3 separate regions of the Homo sapiens genome follow, and regions 2 and 3 are each linked to region 1. Evidence: chromatin loops called from intact Hi-C (ENCODE). Cell type or tissue: HCT116. All regions are shown on one strand. Each heading gives the region's core, and the rest is flanking DNA. Links, peaks and the distances in the headings are about the cores only.

Region 1 (6,292 bases), core at 1,347-3,846:
AGATGCTCCTAAATCACAGACAGCTGCAGATGGAGCCCAGGCCAGGCCTGGACCATTTACTTCCCCAGTTCATTGAAGACGTATCATCACACCACACACACTCCAAAAAGACAGCACCACGTTTCTCTTAATTCATGAATTTAGGAAGTAACTAAAGAAAAAAAAAGGAAGCAGTTGAGAAAACAAACAAAAAAAATGATTTAGACAAGTAGGAAGCAGTTTGCCTCTGGGTTCAGTTACAAGTTGCTGGAGGGCAGCTGGTATTAACTCATCACCAGGGAGAGAGCACAGACAGGCAGGGGCATGTAGTGCTCACTGGTCCTGTTCCTTCTCATCCTTCCAGGTAAGTGGGCCTGGGGATTAAGGAACTGGAACCCAAAAGGCTGGGCAGGAAACAGAGAGGGTCTGTGCTGGAGGGAAGGAGACAAGCTGGGGAAAATGCACTCATCCATGCACTTACATATAAGAAAGCAGGAAGGAAGGAAAAGAGAAAAAAAGGGAGGAATGTTTTGTTATCTGACAGTTACTAGGTTAGGTGTTGGGGAAAGAAACAAAAAACATAAATGGTGTCAGGTTTCTAGGATTCTGATTCTTCTCAACCCTGGCAGATGATAGATAGATAGATAGATAGATAGATAGATAGATAGATAGATAGATAATTGATAGACAGACAGATAGATGATAGATGATAGATAGATGATAGATAGATAGATAGATAGATAGATAGATAGATAGATAGATAGATAGATAGATGAGAGAGAAGTAAATGGATGGATGATAGACGAGAGACAGATAGATGCATGGACAGGTGGACAGATAGATGAAAGAACAGATAAATAGGTAGATACATACATACTTATATACTTGCACATATACACATATACCCAAACTTAAATGCATGAATCCCTGAGGAACTTTAAAAGAGCACAAATACTCAGGTTCCAGCTCAGACCCACGCAGTCGTGGCGGGGTTCAGACATCTGGCTAGTTTAGAAGCCTCCACAGCTTGTCATGAGTTGTAGCTAAAATGGAGCAGCTCAGAGTTACAGGGAGGAAGACAGGCAATAAGGCAAGGATGTCATCGCTCTCTGGAATGTAAGTCAACCCCACACATCAGCCTGCTTGAGCTTCTGCTCTGGACGAGCCAAAGACCAGACCATTGTTCAAGGTTGTAAGTACAACAACTGAGACAGATACAAAGTGGTCTGGTGGCACCAGGGCGGGGCTGAACCAACCCTTCAGGGAGGGGAATAAGGGCTTAAGTCCATCAAGCAAGGAAGAGACAACTTCCTGGGCAAAGGGAGCAACTTGTGCAAAGGTATGGAGACAAAAATAGCATGGTGCTTAGGCAAAGAAAAACAACTGTGCACTGAGTGTGTGCACAGGTGTGTGAGTGTTGGGGGTGTGTGTGTGTGTGGGGGTGTGGGTGTGTTTGGTTCCATGAAACTTTATCACATGTGCAGACTCACAGGAGAGGGTTTTTAGGGGTGTGGGGTGCAGTGCCAGTGGGCGGAGGAGTTGGGGGAAGCCAGGATGTCTACCTGTTCAGCTCTGGGATTTTAAAATAAATCGGTGGCTGGCCGGGCGCGGTGGCTCATACCTGTAATCCCAGCACTTTGGGAGGCCGAGGAGGGCAGATCACCTGAGGTCGGGAGTTCAAGATCAGCCTGACCAACATGGAGAAACCCTGTCTCTACTAAAAATACAAAATTAGTCGGGCGTGGTGGCGCATGCCTGTAATCCCAGCTACTCGGGAGGCTGAGGCAGGAGGATTGCTTGAACCCAGAAGGCGGAGGTTGCGGTGAGCCGAGATCGCACCATTGCACTCCAGCCTGGGCAACAAGAGCAAAACTCCGTCTCCAAATAAATACATAAATACATAAATAAATAAAATAAACTGGTGGCTGCAGTGAGAGCCAGGGATTGGTGGGGAAGTGGGTGTCACCTCAGGGCAAAGGAGGGAAGGTTTCCAAAATGAGAGGGTGTTCAGTGGTCGCTAGGATGGCGCATGAACAGACCACTGTGTTGGGCAGTTGGAGCCCTCAGGAGAACTTTGTCAGAGGGGTGACAACAAAAGAAATACTGCCGGGGAATTAAGGAACAAATGGATGTGAGAATTTGACAATTTGGGGGCTGAGGATAAAGGCTCCTGGTTGGTCCCCAGGGAGGTGCCGGAAGCCCTGGGCAGTGCCCAGGGAGGGAAGATCTGGACGTTGGGTTCTGTCTTCCAGAGTATTTCTCCATCTATGGTCCTAGAGCTGTGTGGGGCACAGAATGGGACTCACTGACAGTGCAGTGTCATTATGACCAAGGCTGGGAGACCTACAGCAAGTAGTGGTGCCACGGGAAGGACTGGCAGTCCTGCAAAATCCTCATTACAATCACAGGATCAGAGCAGACAGCGGAGAGAGACCGAGTGTCCATCAGGGACGATCAGAAACATATACCCTAAAACTTAAAGTATAATAATAATAAAATTTAAAAAAAGAAAAGAAAAGAAAAACCGTGTGTTCACCATAACCATGAAGATGCTCTGGAGGTCCGACACTGACACCTACTGGTGTGGGATTGAGAGGACAGGCACTGACCTTGGGGTCCAAGTTGAAGTGACCATTTACCCAGGTCGGAGCAGCTCCCTCCTGTACCAAACTCTGGTGCTGACCCGAGAGGATTCAGTGATGCTGTCTTGACATTGTCCTGGGACTACGTGTGTGCATGGGCTTGTGTGTGCTTGTGTGTGCCTGTGTATGTGTGCCTGGGCTTGCCCGTGTCTATATGTGTGCTGTGCATAGATGTATGTGTACGAATGGGCCCGTGTGTGTCTGTGTGTACATGTCTGTGTTTGTGGGCCTATGTGTGTGCATGTGCATGTGTGTGTGTTTGGGGGGAGGGGTTACACCAAGATTCTGGAAAGACTGGAAGACAGAGCAAGCCTCAGTATCTCTGTATGTCTCTATCTGCTATTATCAGAGGGAGCCAAGCAGAACTGGGTCAGCTTGGGCAGGCACAGTGCAGGGTAAGAAAGAAGGCAGGTTCTCTTCTGCAAGTCACTTGGGGCAACCCGTGCCCCCTCAGAGCAGCCCCAGCCTGACGGGAGGACTTGTCAGGTGTACAGGGAGGGGAATGCAAGAAAATCGCAATCCCAGAAGTCTCAGCTCCAGGACAAGCATGTAGTGACCAAGAGCCCATTGGTGACCCTCTCCTTGGAGCCACCTCTCTCTCGTCCTCTCCCACCTCTGGTGACATATGGACAAAGGAAGGCATGGGAGACTCTGACCCATTCCTGAAAGAGGGAAAAACAGAACCCGGCATAGTGCAGAGCCCTCCCACAGGCCTCCCCTGGCTGCCCCGAGCCTTTGAGGATACTGAGAACTCACAACAGGGGGCTCCTAGAAAGAGAGTCCGGCTGTCATCCTCACTCCACAGCCCAGCCCCCAGAGCCATCAGTGTCATCTCCGCCGTGGGCACCAGAGAAACTGTCAGCTCCCCATGCACATGCATAGATGCTGCAGCTCAATCATATATCTGTTACTTGTGGGCCCATTTACAAGGCAGGGAAAAGTCCTTTTCAGCTTAGTATATGCGGATGTGGTGTGCCTGTGTGTGTGTGCAGTGGGGAAGTCTGGTTTTAGAATGTTTCAGAAATTGACTTAAAAAGAGAACAAAGGCATGAGTGGAAGGAAAGGAGGAGCTGGGGGAGAGTCGGAGGCTGCAACCCTCCAAGCCTAGTGAAATAAGGAAGCTTTGGGGAGGCAGGAAAACTTCAGCTGGAAACAGATGCTCTGCCCAGCTGCAGGGGAGAGGAGTCCTGAGTCCCCAGGCAGGGCCCAGGGAGGGGCAGCTGGCTCTGAGGGTCACTTTGCTACACAGCAGGCAACAAACAGCCTGCTGGAGCCCAGGCTGAGACTCAAGAGAAGGGCTGGCTGGCTCTGATGTAGAACTTCAGGGAAGCAGAGTGTGGTTCTCAACGCTCAGCTGTGCAACGCAGGACTCTGGGACTAAGTTGAATATTTGTAAATTGCCTGCATAGCTTCTCGCCACAAGTCCTTCCCAGGTGGTGCAGTGATGTTTGTTTGTAAGTGAAATAATATTACATTTTAGGTAAGATACCAAAAAGATACAAAACAAAACAACTGTAGTGCTAAGACTAAATGCTTCACGATCCTTGGAGGGGTAAGAGGTGACGTGAGCCACGGGGAAGCCACCTAGGTCACCCTCAAAACTATCCTTTGCATGTCCCACAGCAACTCCAAGAAAACAATCTGAACCTAAGACAACAGACGCAGCTGCACCTGGGACAGCAGACACAGCTGGGCCTGGGACAATGGACACAGCTGTACCTAGAAAAGCAGAAACAGCTGTGCCTGGGAAAAGGAACACAGCTGTGCCTGGAACAGCAGACCCAGCTTCACCTGGGACAGCAGACACAGCAGAACCTATGAGAACAACCACTCCAACAGTTCTGGCCTCCTGGCCTTCTCTCACCCAGAGCACCAACAGCACCCAGCCCACGGCTCTTACCAGCCCCCTCACCAGGTGAGCAGAGCTGGGCTCCCACAGACCTTTCCCTAGGCTGCCCCATGACTGCTCCTTCAGATGCTCTCACCAGGGACCCTCATGTGGCGCTCGTCAGGGGAGAAACAGTGAAGTCTGTAGTGGGCCTTCCCCTCCCTGTCTACACCTGAGCACTGCAGGAGATTCTCCCTGATGAGCTGCAACAGGCTGAGCTCCAGAGAGCAGGCTCTGGGCTCCATGCTTCACCGAGTCCCTCAAGCCCCAGGAGGCAAAAGCGAGGTGAAGCTTTGGGTGCTCTGGAAGGGCAGCTGTCTGGGTGGCTTTCCTGTGGCTGCTGTAACTGATCGTTACAAACTTTGTGGCTTAAAACAACACAGTCTCATGATCATACAGCTGTGGAGACCAGAAGTCTGAAATGGGTCTCACTGGGCTGAAATCAAGGTGTTAACAGGGCTGGTTCCTTCTAGAGGCTCCAGCGGAGGGCCTGTTCCCTTGCCTTTTCCAGCTTCTGGAGGCCACCCGTGTTCCTTGGCTCATGGCCCCCTCCTACCCAAAGCCAGCAAAGGTCGGTGGAGTCTCCCACAGAGCATCGCTCCACTGTCTCTCCTGCCTCCCTCTTTCATTTATAAGGACGCTGGTGATTCCACTGGGCTCAGCCAGATGATCCAGGATAATCCACCCTGGGTCACCTGACGAGCAGTCTCAAATCCACCCACTGCCTTAATTCCCCCTTGCATGTAATAAAACATATTCACAGGCTTTGGGGTTATGACATCGTGGGTGGGGTTCACTATTCTGCCTACCACAGTCACAGGCAGGGGTGTGCCCATCGCTCCAACTCTCCAGCCAAGGCTAGGGAAGGGCAGGGCGGGAGAGCGGGAAGCTGGGCCTCTTGCTTTTCTTTCACATTCCCAGCATGGTAGATGGGTGTGGACATCAATCCGAAGCCCACCTCCTTTCGAGGGATCAATAGGATGTCTCATCACCGCGCAAATGCGGCTGCCCCTGTTTAACCCCATCACAGCCTGGTGCTTCAGGATCCCTCAAAGTCCAGGGTCAAGGCCCATTCTCTCCCTGGATCCTGCCTTCCCTGCTCCACCGGCTCCCTTCTCCAGCCCAACTCCGTTCCTTTCAAAGGGTCTTGTTCCCTGGAGCCTGCCAGCACCGATCCTGTGTTCCCTAGGAGTCCGGAAGAGGCGAGGCACTGGGGATGCTTCCTGACCTGGCCTTCGTCTCGCTCCACTGTTTGCAGAGCGGTTGTTCTGCTGAGTGGGGATGGCAGTGCCAGGACTTCTAGCGAGACGGGAGAGGCACAAGGGGAAACTTGGCGGGAAGAGACCAAGGGTGCGGCGGCTCCACGGGGAGTGGAACTTGCAAGAAGAACACAGTGGTTTAAAGGGTATTTTTAGGATGTGCAATATGGCAGGCCTGCTCTCACTCAAGAAAACTCTGAGTTAAATTCACATGACTCATCACTGCTTCCATGCCCTGGGCTGGAGGCCAGCTTCGGGGAGAGAACAGGGATGGCCTGAGGGAAAGGGCCCTGGCACTGGGTGTAGGGGAGTGGATGAGGAATAAGACTGGGGAATCAGACTCTTACACGCTGATGGGGACTCCCCAGAACCCACTCGTTTAGCTAGACCAAATATTAAACATGTGGGTGATATGAGGCAGCAGGTCTCAGATCTGCTGTCATAAAGTGGGTCCAAGCAGGAGGAGACCCCTCCCAGGAGAACCAAATAGATAAATAGCCAGGTTGTTAGAAGTGGGGGAATCT
Region 2 (6,292 bases), core at 2,212-4,711, 110 kb before region 1:
CACCTGAGGTAGGGAGTTCAAGACCAGCCTGACCAACATAGAGAAACCCCATCTCTACTAAAAATACAAAATAGCCGGGCTGAATTAGCTTGTTGGGAACTGTAGTAAAGGTGACTGTTGTTATGTTTTAGCAAAGAGACTGGTGGCATTTTGCCCCTGCCCTAGAGATTTGTGGAGCTTTGAACTTGAGAGAGATGATTTAGGGTATCCGGCGGAAGAAACTTCTAAGCAGCAAAGCATTCAAGAGATGATTTGGGCACTGTTAAAGGCATCAGTTTTATAAGGGAAGCAGAGTGTAAAAGTTTAGAAAGGTTGAATTAGCTATTTGTAGACCTTTATTCCATTGAATGCATTTTAAAATAAGCTTATTATGTTCCTCAAAAAAATTCCTTTTTATTAGGAGTGTATTGAATGTATTGATTTTTTTTTTGAGATGGAGTTTCACTCTTTTTACCCAGGCTGGAGTGCAATGGCACGATCTCAGCCCACTACAACCTCCACCTCCTGGGTTCAAGCGATTTTCCTGCCTCAGCCTCCCTAGTAGCTGGGATCACAGGCATGTGCAACCTCTGCCTCCCAAGCTCAATAGATCCTTCCACCTCAGCCTCCTGAGTAGCCATAGATTTGAGGAAATAATGAGGAGCCAGAGGAAACTGTCCCGTCTCAGACTAGAAAAGGGGTGGCCTGAAGCGGAGATGGGGAGGGGAGAGAGCGCGAGCTGGTGGGACCCAGGGCTGGGCCGACCTGGAGTTGCCAAGAGAATCTGCAGGAGACACTGCTGCCCAGTACAGCAACCACAGGTGAGCATGGAGCCCTCGGGACCGGCCAGTCCAAACTGAAATGGGCTTTGAATCTACGACTTACTGCAAACGACAGGATGTCAACTATCTCATTGATAACACAATGAGTACCTATTGGACTGAAGGACTTTGTGTGTGTGTGTGTGTGTGTGTGTGTGTGTGCATATACATTTTTTTTTTGAGACATAGTCCCAGGGAGGAGTGCAGCAGCATGATCATGGCTCACTGCCCCTTCAAACTCCTAGACTTATGTGATCCGTCTGCCTCAGCCTCCCAAGTAGCTGGGACCACAGGCGCATGCCACCAGGCCTGGCTAATTTTTTTGATTTTTTCTAGAGATGGACTCTCACTTTTTTGCCCACACTGGTCAAACTACTGGGCTCAAGACATCCTCCCCTCTCGGCTTCCCAACAGGTTAAGATTACAGGCATGAGCCACTGCACCCAGCCTGATAATATTTTGGGGGTAAATAAATATTGGGGTGAATAAATAAAAATATTATTTCAAATATCAGTTATCCAAATTGATTATGTAATATTTAATCAAATTGATTATTGATTATTCAAATATCAAAGGTGACTTTGATCTTGAATTCAGTTAATTGAGCCTTAGGAGATTACGGACCCCTGTAAATCCAAGCTCCCTGCTCCTTTCTATTCACTGGCATTCTAGACTCATTCACCACACACATTAACTAACAGACAGATGCCAGCGTCGTGCTTTACCTGTTAAACAGTTACGAGTCTGGTTGGTACAGCCAGACTGTCTCTGTCTGCATGAGCCGGGTACAGAAAGGGGCCACTCCAGTGTTTTACAGATGGTTCTAATATGTTATTACTAAACACTTGCCACAACAGCTTGCATAGGCAGCTGAGGTCACTCGGTCACCTCAACATTCTGTGATCAGCCACATGAGCTGTTGGGTTTTACCAGGAAAAGAGTGACTAGTTATGCTTCTCTTTTTTAATTTTAATTTTTTTTTTTTTGAGATGGAGTCTTGCTCTGCCACCCAGGCTAGAGTACAATGACACGATCTCGGCTCACTGCAGCCTCTGCCTCCTGGGTTCAAGCGATTCTCCCATCTCAGCCTCCAGAGTAGCTGAGATTACAGGCACATGCCTCCATGCCCAACTAATTTTTGTATTTTTAGTAGAGACAAGGTTTCACCATGTTGGCCAGGCTGGCCTCAAACTGCTGACCTCAGGTGACCCACCCGCCTCAGCCTCCCAAAGTGCTGGGATTACAGGCATGAACCGCCACTCCCAGCCTCCTCTTATAATTTATTTAAAAGGCCATGGTGCTTTATAGAACAGCTTAACAATTACTGAGAAGAAAGAAAGAAGGAAAGAAAGACAGAGAGGAAGAAAGGAAGGTAATTCACATGCAGAGAGAACATTCCACTTTATTCTTTTTGTTTTTTTCAGGGAATGGGTGAGCTGAGGGGTTTATTCACACAACAGAATGCTTTGCAGCAGTGACAACAGATTGCCTTTTTTTATTTTATTTCATTTTATTTTATTTGAGACAGGGTCTTGCTCTGTCACCCAGGCTGGAGTCCAGTGGTGCAATCTTGGCTCACTACAATCTCTGCTTCCCAGGTTCAAGTGATTCTTCTGCCTCAGCCTCTCCAGTAACTGGGATTACAGGTACATGCCACCATGCCCGGCTAATTTTTTTGTACTTTTAGTAGAGACAGGGTTTCGCCATGTTGGCCAGGCTGGTCTCGAACTTCTGGCCTCAAGTGATCCTCTTGCCTCGATCTCCCAAAGTGCTGGGATTATAGGCATGAGCCACCATGCCTGGCCACCTTCTTTATTTTACAGAAGAGCCACGGGCCAGAGAGGCTACTTGAAATGACAAATGCCACTCCATTGGGTGATAATATCTGAACCTTGAATCTAGGAATTCTGGATCTTAGCATTAAAAACAACAACAATGAAAAAAAAAACCTTGTATTTTGAAACAATTTCAAACTTAAGGAAAAATTGTGGAAAAGGTACAAAGACCTCCCGTATGTCATTTTCCCAGATTTACCCTTTTTTTTTTTTAATTTGCCACTTTTTTGTTACTCTGTTTCTATCTATGCGTTTTTCCCCAGAACCATCTGAGAACAGGTTGCTGACACTGTCTTTGTCTGCATGTGCCGGGTACACAAAGGTGCCACTCCGGTGTTTTCTGAAAGTAGCTGGTGAAGCCTTCCCGTAGTTGTGCCTTGTCTTTGTTTTACAATCCAAGTTCACCTTCAAAATACAGCGCCTCACTTGGCATGTCCAATGCCAACATGATAGATATTCGGAGGATTAAATAATGTTAGGTTAATCATCAATATGTTCACAATTGGTCCAAGGAGGTGAAAGACATTTTCTAATTAGCCCAAGCCTTTTAGAAAGATGACTCAGGGCTGAATTATCCACAGTTTAGAAAATGACCTCACAATTATGTTTCTTTGTTTTTAAAGTTTACTGTTTGGGCAAACACCAGCCCTGGTTTGTAGACCTGACTCTGCCTGGGAACCAAACATAGAGATTTGATAGCCACGTATCTCCACCCTGTGGCCATGCGGGGAATCACACATGCCTGGATTCCCAAGCCTGTTGAATTCGTTGGGGTTGGTCTGTCAACGCCAAAGGAATTCTGTACTTTCTGGGTCAATGCAGCTGAGAAGCGGGAGGGCTTGAAACAGGGGAACAGACAGAAAACTCCTGCATGGCTTTCCAGCCCCTCTGCACGCCCAGTCCTTGGATGTTTTGTGCCGAAAGAAAACTCAACTCCTTGGCCGGGCACGGTGGCTCACGTCTGTTATCCCAGCATTTTGGGAGGCCAAGGCAGGCGGATCACTTGAGGTCAGGAGTTCAAGAGCAGCCTGGCCAACATGGCGAAACCCCGTCTCTACTAAAAATACAAAAATTAGCCGGGTGTGGTGGCGGACACCTGTAATCCCAGCTACTTGGGAGGCTGAGGCAGGAGAATCGCTTGAACCTGGGAGGCGGAGGTTGCAGTGAGCCAAGATCGCGCCATTGCACCCCAGCCTAGGTGACAGAGCAAGACTCTGTCTCAAAAAACAAACAAACAAACAAAACAAGAAAACTCAACTCCTCTCTAACTTTGAGTTTCTTTATTTCATATCCAATTGTCCCTTCCCAATTCCTAGATTTTCCCACCCCGACTGCAGTGTGTCAAAGGCAAGGGCAGCCACCCCACCTGTGGTTGGTGTCATGGGTTTGGGGTCAGATAGAACAGGCCTTAAATCCCACCTCTGCCCTTGTGACCTACATGGTCTGGGGCTGCCATTCAAGGCCATCTGGGTCTCAGTTTCTTCATTTGTTCCAGCAATGGTCCAGTGCCCCTCCAGTGCGTTCACCCTCACCAGGCTCTGAAGCAAGCTCTTATTTATTTATTTCTATTTTGAGAGGGAGTCTCAGTCACTGAGGTTGGAGTGCAGTGGTGCGATCTAGGCTCACTGCAACCTCTGCCTCCCGGGTTCAAATGATTCTCCTGCCTCAGCCTCCCAAGTAGCTGGGATTACAGGCACCTGCCACCACACCTGGCTAATTTTTGTATTTTAGTAAAGATGGGGTTTCGCCATGTTGCCCAGGCTGGTCTCAATCCCCTGACCTCAGGTGATTCACTCACCTGGGCCTCCCAAAGTGCTGGGATTACAGATGTAAGCCACCGCACCTGGCCACTCTTATTTATTTATACAGACAGGGTCTCACCATGTGGTCCCAGTTGGGCTTAACCTCCTGGTCTCAAGCAAATCTCCCTCCTCAGCCTCCTGACTGGCTGGGACCGCAGTGTGACCCACTACACCCAGCTGATGCAAGCCCTTAACAAAAGGCCCTGCCATTCTCTCCCTGGGCATCCTCATGCTGTTTCGTCACCTCTGGGACTCTTTCTAAGCACCCCTGACCTGCATCCTCATTGTCCAAAATTTCTTTGCTGTCGATTCTTTCCTTTGCTCCTGTTCTCGGGTCCTTTGAATTTGACCTTTGGACTCTCCCCTTTGACCTACATTCTGCAAATCTGGCCACATGGTGCATTGGAGCCCGGGACCTACTCCTGAAGCCCAGGCTGAGGGCAAGCTCTGGGTTCCTATGTGTCTGGTAAGGAAAGTGGGAAATGGGAACAGCAGGTTCTACCTTCCAGGAGTGTTGAGAGTTACAGGAAAGAATTGAGTAGAGTCCTTGATCCCAAAGTATTCTCTCTGTATATGAATTACCTCCCTTTCTTCCTCCCTTCCTCTTTCTTTCCTGTCTTCTTTTTTTCTCTCTTCTCCGTAATTGTTAAGCCATTCTTTTTTTTTTTTTTTTTTTTTTTTGAGATGGAGTCTCGCTCTGTCACCCAGGCTAGAGTGCAGTGGCACGGTCTCGGCTCACTGCACTCTGCCTCCCCGGTTCACGCCATTCTCCTGCCTCAGCCTCCCGAGTAGCTGGGACTACAGGCGCCCGCCACCACACCCGGCTAATTTTTGTATTTTTAGTAGAGACGGGGTTTCATCGTGTTAGCCAGGATGGTCTTGATCTCCTGACCTTGTGATCCGCCCACCTCGGCCTCCCAAAGCGCTGGGATTACAGGTGTGAGCCACCGCGCCTGGCTTGTTAAGCCATTCTATAAAGCACAATGACCTTCTTAATAAATTATTAAAGCATAACTAGCCACTCTTTTCCTAGTAAAACCCAACAGCAGATGTGCCTGCTGTTGACCAGGTGACCGAGTGACCTCAGCCGCCTATGCAAGCTGTGGTGGCAAGTGTTCAGTAATAACATAATAGAACAATCTGTAAGGGTGGCAGCCGTACCACCCAGATGCAGTGGCTCATGCCTGTAATCCCAGCACTTTGGGAGGCCAATGTGGGTGGATCACTTGAGGTCAGGAGTTCAAGACCAGCCCAGCCAATATGCGAAACCCTGTCTCTACTGAAAATACAAAAATTAGCTGGGGTGGTGCGTGCCTATAATCCCAGCTACTTGGGAGGCTGAGGCAGGAGAATCGTGTGAACCTGGGAGGCAGAGGTTTTAGTGAGCTGAGATTGCACCATTGCACTCCAGCCTGGGCAACAGAGTGAGACTCTATCTCAGGAAAAAAAAAATATATATATATATATATATGGTGAAGCACGATGCTGGCATCTGTCTGTGAGTTAATGTGTGCAGTGGAAGAATCTGGAATGCCAGGAAACAAAAGGGATGATGGGTTATGAGGAAGGAGCAGGGCGCTTTGACTGACAGGTGTGGGTAATCACCTGACACACAATTAACTGAATTCAAGATCAAAGTCACCTGCAGAATATCAATGGGCTAAGCTGCTCTGCCTTCCACAGAAGCAGAACAGGATCAGAAAACTCCCTCTCTAAGCATTCCGTACCTGGGTTAGCAAGAGTGTCACGAATGTCCAAACTTGCTAGATTATCAATCTCACAGGCCATCAGCTGACCCAAAGGACATGGGGTCAGGAGAAAGTTCTGCATAAGATTCTCTACAAGTGTCAGAGAA
Region 3 (6,292 bases), core at 2,411-4,910, 300 kb before region 1:
GTGGGAGCCAGGATGGCTGAGAAACTCCTCCTCTGAAGCTGTCTGTAGTCAGCTGCTTCCTAAGGCCCCGATCTCCCTCTCAGACCTGCTGCCTCCTGCCCAGGGGAGCTTTCAGATTATGGAATAGACCCGGGCTCCCATAAACGTCCCTGCCAAACTATCTGGGTGCCAGAGCTCTAAAAGACTGAGGCAGAGCCACTTTGCCATGATTAATTCAAGAGCCTTGACTCAGTCATTATTCATAACCTCTTTCAGTGGTTTTTCATGCCAGCTCATACCAGCCCAGACTCTGGTGCTCCGCTGCTCCAAGAAGGGCCCCTCTAGGGCCATGTGGGACCCAGTGGGACCTACTCTTGAGCACTGCTTTGCCAAAGTAGAACAGGCTTATCTTTTATTTTTATTTATTTTTATTTTTTGTTTTGTTTTTGAGACAGCCTTGCTTTGTTGCCCAGGCTGGAGTGCAATGGCATGATCTCAGCTCACTGCAACATCTGCCTCCCAGGTGCGAGTGATTCTCATGCCTCAGCCTCCTGAGAAGCTGGGATTACAGGTGCCTGCCACCACGCCCAGCTAATTTTTTTGTGTTTTTAGTAAAGATGGGGTTTCATCATGTTGGCCAGGCTGGTCTTGAACTCCTGACCACAAGTGATCCACCTGCCTCAGCCTCCCAAAGTGCTGGGATTACAGGTGTGAGCCACCAGGCCTGGCCTATTTTTATTTTTTGAGACAGGGTCTTGCTCTGTCACCCAGGCTGGGGTGTAGTGGCACGATCATGGCTCACTGCAGCCTCAACCTCCCAGGCTCAAGCAATTCTCCCACCTCAGCCTCCCGAGTAGCAGGCAGCCTCCCGAGTAACAGCCTCCCGAGTAGCATGTGCCACCATGCCCAGCTAGGTTTTAAATTTTTTGTAGAGACGGGGTCTCACTATGTTGCCCAAGCTGCTCTTGGATTCCTGGGCTCAAGCAATCCTTTTGCCTCGGCCTCCTAATGCGCTAGGATTACAAGCATGAGCCACTGTGCTTGGCTGAGCAGGCGTATCTAAGAAAACATATTTCTGGGCCAGCTGAGTTCAGGGAAAATGCCTTGAACTTGGAGAAATACTAAGTCAAAGCTTACGAGCTAAGTACTTTTGTTATTTTACAAAACGGCCTTTCCTAGAAACAGCTCTGAGTGACAGGGTGAGCCCTCATTGTGCATTCATGGGAAAATGGAAACGAAATCTAACAGGACAAAGGACAGATAACCTTTCCATCTTTCTTGGCAAAGCACTAATAACAGATCACAGTAAAGGCTAAAGCTCCTCTGTGAGTTTCTTTCCAACAGAGGCAGCAGAGGTACAAAGGATAAGAGGAAATGGGCTAATGTAGCAGAGAGATTCACCTAAATGGAGTCTTTCCACGTGCTTTTCCCTACGTTAGGGACTCGGCTCTCCTCTCGCCTGGCTCCCTCCATCCTGAGGCTCATCTTCCATCTCAGCTACCTGTCACTTCCTCCAGGAGGCCTTCCCTGACCACCCTCATGTGTTCCCCTGCCACTATGCCTGTCCTATCCCCAGAGGCTTGCCCAGGGCCAAGTGTTGGGTAGGGAGTCAATGCCTGGGAGGGGCTCAAGGAACTGAATGAAGCTTGCACTCTGGGAGTCTCTCCAGAGAGTCTGTAGAGGCTGGTAGGAAACTCAGGCTGATTTGAACCAAGCCCTGATTCTAGAAAACCACATACCTGCCAAACCAGAAGCAGCAGCCCCCTCTCTCCCCTGCTCCCTGCCCTAAGGAAGGAAGCCTGTGCCCCCTTCCACTCCTTCTTCATCTCCTTCCTCACCAGCCTGCTGGGACACCCGAAAGGGCAGCCTGGTGGCGGAGCTATCCACCATTGAGTCCAGCCACCGAGACCCTGTGTATGGCACCATCTGGCTGCAGTCGAAGACGGGCACCGAGTGCTTCTCAGCTTCCACGGATGGGCAGGTACCCACCAGCCAGACACTGGAGAGAGGAGGGAAGGGAGGGGCAGTAACTGTTCCCTGGTTCCCCATCAGAACCCCTGGGGACATTTCCTTTAACACATTTTATTTTGAGATGGAGTTTCACTCTTGTTGCCCAGGCTGGAGTGCAATGGCACGATCTTGGTTCACTGCAACCTCTGCCTCCCGGGTTCAAGCAATTCTCCTGCCTCAGCCTCCCAAGTAGCTGGGATTACAGGCGCCTGCCACTATGCCTGGTTAATTTTTTATTTTTAGTAGAGATGGTGCTTCACTATGTTGGCCAGGCTGGTCTCGAACTCTGACCTCAGGTGATCCACCCGCCTTGGCCTCCCAAAGTGGTGGGATTACAGGCATGAGCCACTGCGCCCAGCCTAACACTTTATTTTTAAGTTGAGTAGTGATAATACATGCCCACGGAACAGAATCTAAAGGGTGCAAAAAAGAAAATGCCTTCCTCTCACCTCTGCCTGCACCTCCTCCCCTCCCTCCCTCTCTTATGTCTGCCTTCAGAGCTAGTCTCTGCGTATGCAAGGAAACACACCTCTCTCTTCTTTACTCTTTCTTTTTGCACACTTCACACACTATTCTGTACTCGATGTTTTCCATTGTGTGTACCTTGGAGATAGTTTCATATTTCATACACCGCTGCCCCATGCCTATTAATAACTGCATCATGTGGGTGTACCATAATTTATATATGGATTCTAATATTTTGTTGCTACCCCCCAAAAAATACAGCAAAGAGCATCTTTATACACAGATTGTTGCACACATGCGGGGATATATCTACAGCAGACATTGCTGGCAGTGGGACTTCTAGGTCGGAGCACACATGCATTTTTAACATTGCCGGATATTGCCTTATTGTGGGGAGTCTTGGCATATACCGATTCTTGGCCTTGCACCTGGAGGTTTTGATTCAGTAGGTCGAGGGCGAGGCCTCAGCATCTGGGTTGTATGAAGCTTGCCGGCGACTCTGATGATCAGCCAGGTGTGGGAACTGTGGACAGAACAGCAATCCTCAAAGTGTATTTGCTCCCACGAATTGCCGGGAGCTCCATCCTTTGTGGCCCAGTGGCTGACCCCAGGACGGTGGGGTGAGGGCGGAGAAGGCAAAAGCCAGGGGAAATACAGGGCCTCGAAGTCTCACTGTCGCCCCTCCTCCCACCAGGTCATGTGGTGGGACATCCGAAAGATGAGCGAGCCCACTGAAGTTGTGATCTTGGACATCACCAAGAAGGAACAGTTGGAAAATGCCTTGGGGGCCATCTCCCTGGAGTTCGAATCTACTTTGGTGAGTGTCCCTTGCTGTCCCTTCCCCGACTTGCATTGACAGGGCAGCCAGGGCTAAAGACAGGCCATTGCTAGGATATCAGGTGCTCGTGGAACCCAGCACCAGCCCAGGGAGGCCACCCTCACTGCAGCCATCCTAGACGTGTGTGGCCTTTACAACAACTTTCCAGCAGGGGGCAGCAGAGCTTCTCGAAGAAGGACACCATAGTCATCATGGCACCAAGTCATCTTTTGGCCAGTGGCCCAGCTGAACACAGAGGGCAATCTTTTGACAGAACAATTCCAGAAAAGCCCTGTTTTGTGGGGAAGGTCACGCCCAGGACCAACATCGGGAGGCCTGGACTCCAACCCAGGTCCTGGCCCTGCCTGGCACGGGGTCCCTAGGCTGGTCACCTGCCTTCCTCTGGGGAAGGAAGAGGTACTGGAGAGGAAAATGAGGTCAAAGCAGGCTCCTTGGAAAACCAGAGCACAAGCATGGTCTCGGTGTTCAGTCACTGAGAATGACAAAGAAATATCAAAGTTCAGGTCGGGCAGGGTGGCTCACGCCTGTAATCCCAGCACTTTGGGAGGCCAAGAATTTAAGACCAGCCTGGGTACATAATGAGACCCCCCCCACCGCCCGCCCAGTCTTTACCAAGAAAGAAAGAAAGAAAGAGAGGGAGAGAGAGGGAAAGAAAAGGAAAGAAGGAAGGAAAGAAGGAAGGAAGGAAGGAAGGAAGGAAGGAAGGAAGGAAGGAAGGAAAGAAGGAAGGAAGGAAGGAAGGAAGGAAGGAAGGAAGGAAGGAAGGAAGGAAGGAAAGAAGGAAGGAAGGAAGGAAGGAAGGAAGGAAGGAAGGAAGGAAGGAAAGAAGGAAGGAAAGAAGGAAGGAAGGAAGGAAGGAAGGAAGGAAGGAAGGAAGGAAAGAAGGAAGGAAGGAAGGAAGGAAGGAAGGAAGGAAGGAAGGAAGGAAGGAAAGAAAAAGAAGAAAAATATCAATGTGAGGCAAGGCGCCGTGGCTCACACCTGTAATCCCAGCACTTTGGGAGGCTGAGGTGGCAGGATCACTTGAGCCCAGCAGTTCAAGACCAGCCTGGACAACATAGCAAGACACTGTCCCTACATAAGAAAAGAAAAAAAGGGCCAGGCACGGTGGCTCACACCTGTAATCCCAGCACTTTGGGAGGCCAAGGCGGGCGGATCACCTGAGGTTGGGAGTTCGAGGCCAGCCTGACCAATATGGAGAAACCCCATCTCTACTAAAAATACAAAATTAGCTGGGCGTGGAGGCGCACGCCTGTAATCCCAGCTACTCGGGAGGCTGAGGCAGGAGAATTGCTTGAACCTGGGAGGCGGGGGTTGCGGTGAGCCAAGATCGCATCATTGCACTCCAGCCTGGACGACAAGAGCGAAACTCCATCTCAAAAAAAAAACAAAGAAAAGAAAAACAGGAAATATCAGTTTGAGCATAGTGCAAATGTGTTAGAGGAGGGAAGCTTCCTAGAAGCAGTAAAGGAAGACTTCCTCGCTAGAGTAAGAAGACAACTTTCCCTTGTTGTTGGCTTTTGGTTTGGGCTGAGTCTTGGTTTACGTCTTAGTGCAGCCCAGGCCTGGTTCCCCCTTGGGGGTGTCACTTGTTTGCTTCGGGGTCATGGGCCATCATTCCTAGGGCTTTGGGAGGCCCTGGCCTCGAACATACCTGGGCAACCCTAGCTCAAGGCTGAGAGATGAATGTTGATGGAAGGAGGAGACAATTCCACTGACCCCCTCCCCAGAGGACAAGGCACTGGGCAGGGAGGTTGGGGTGGCGAGGGCTCAGGAAAACATTCTGTCCCAGAGGCAAGGCTTTCTAGGCCAAGTGCTAGACATGCAGCCACATCACTACTAGGGCCATCTCCTCCATGCCTGGCCCTTGCAGGGTGCACACTGTGTGTTGGACACTTGTGGCTGCCTGATTTAATAAGCTTGTGCAGTCGCCTACAACCATCTCGTGGGGTAATGTTATTATCCGTACTTGCCAGACACACACGATGAGTCTTCATGAGATTAGGTTGTGAGTCCTAGTACCTGGTAAAGCTGGGACTCAAACCCAGGGCTCCAACTCTGAGGCCCAGAGTGTCCACCTGCAGCCCACCATGAAGTCTGAGGCTAGAGGCACGATGGGCCACTCAGATCTGGGTGGCCTTTCTCTCTGGCTCACTGACGGGCGGCGTGCAGTCGGCTTGAATACTTTCTTCTCTGGACCTCTCAAGCTTGGTCTTTCCACTTGCCCTTGACGCCCAACTTGAAGCCCAGGTTTTTGTTTTGTTTTGTTGAGACATCGTTTTGCTCTGTTGCCCATGCTGGAGTGCAGTTGTGTAATCTCAGCTTACTGCAACATCCACCTCCTGGGCTCAAGCCTCAGCCTCTTGAGCAGCTGGGACCACAGGCACATGCCACCAAGCCAGGCTGATTTTTTTTTTTTTTTTGAGACAGAGTCTCACTCTTGCCCAGGCTGGAGTGCAGTGACATGATCTTGGCTCGCTGCAACCTCTGCCTCCCAGGTTCAAGTGATTCTCGTGCCTCAACCACCACACCTGGCCATGTTCTGGGTATTTTCTAGAGATTTTATATTTATCATTTTAGTAATTTTCTGGTAGAAGAAAACTGCATAATAAAACAATATGTTTTTTAAAAAAATAAAAATAAAAAAGCTGGGGGGCCAGGTGCAGTGGCTCAGGTCTGTAATCCCAGCACTTTGGGAAGCCGATGTGTGCAGATCACTTGAGCTTAGGAGTTTGAGACCAGTCTGGACAACATAGGGAGACTCCATCTCTACAAAAATACAAAAATTAGCTGACCCTGGTGGTGTGTGCTTGTGGTCCCTACGTGGGAGGCTGAGGTGGGAGTACTGCTTGAGCCCAGAAGGTCAAGGATGCAGTGAGCTGAGATCGCACTGCTGCACTCCAGCCTGGGCAATGGAGCCAGAACCTGTCTCGAGAAATAAATAAATAAACTAGGAGTTCTTTTTTCTTTTCTTTTCTTTTTTCTTTTTCTTTTTTCTTT

The links. A loop is a pair of places that touch in the nucleus more often than their neighbours do. Peaks named below come from ENCODE experiments on the same cell type or tissue, not always from the same donor. Only the 100,000 strongest peaks of a DNase experiment are listed, where the experiment ranks them.
Region 2: a loop joins it to region 1, with 7 times the contacts of the local background. A loop is called at or near these places in 6 of 110 quality-filtered maps.
Region 3: a loop joins it to region 1, with 3.0 times the contacts of the local background. A loop is called at or near these places in 4 of 110 quality-filtered maps.

Annotation. Positions count from the first base shown.
Region 1 is chr17:74,599,606-74,605,897 of GRCh38, forward strand. LOC101928343 (a long non-coding RNA gene) reads left to right here and starts at 235. Exons shown (of 4, transcript NR_158152.1): 1 at 235-343; 2 at 4,245-6,292. In HCT116, for the core only: a CTCF peak has its summit at 2,584 (motif pointing left); DNase peaks (open chromatin) are centred at 2,335 and 2,566; H3K27me3 peaks cover 1,773 bases.
Region 2 is chr17:74,490,180-74,496,471 of GRCh38, forward strand. No RefSeq gene overlaps it. Among named protein-coding and RNA genes, the nearest start is that of CD300A, 27 kb to the left of the region's middle. In HCT116, for the core only: a CTCF peak has its summit at 3,352 (motif pointing left); a DNase peak (open chromatin) is centred at 3,362.
Region 3 is chr17:74,297,898-74,304,189 of GRCh38, forward strand. It overlaps DNAI2 (dynein axonemal intermediate chain 2), which reads left to right. Exons shown (of 14, transcript NM_023036.6): 7 at 1,821-1,960; 8 at 3,149-3,271. Among named protein-coding and RNA genes, the nearest start is that of KIF19, 25 kb to the right of the region's middle. In HCT116, for the core only: a CTCF peak has its summit at 3,435 (motif pointing right); a DNase peak (open chromatin) is centred at 3,464.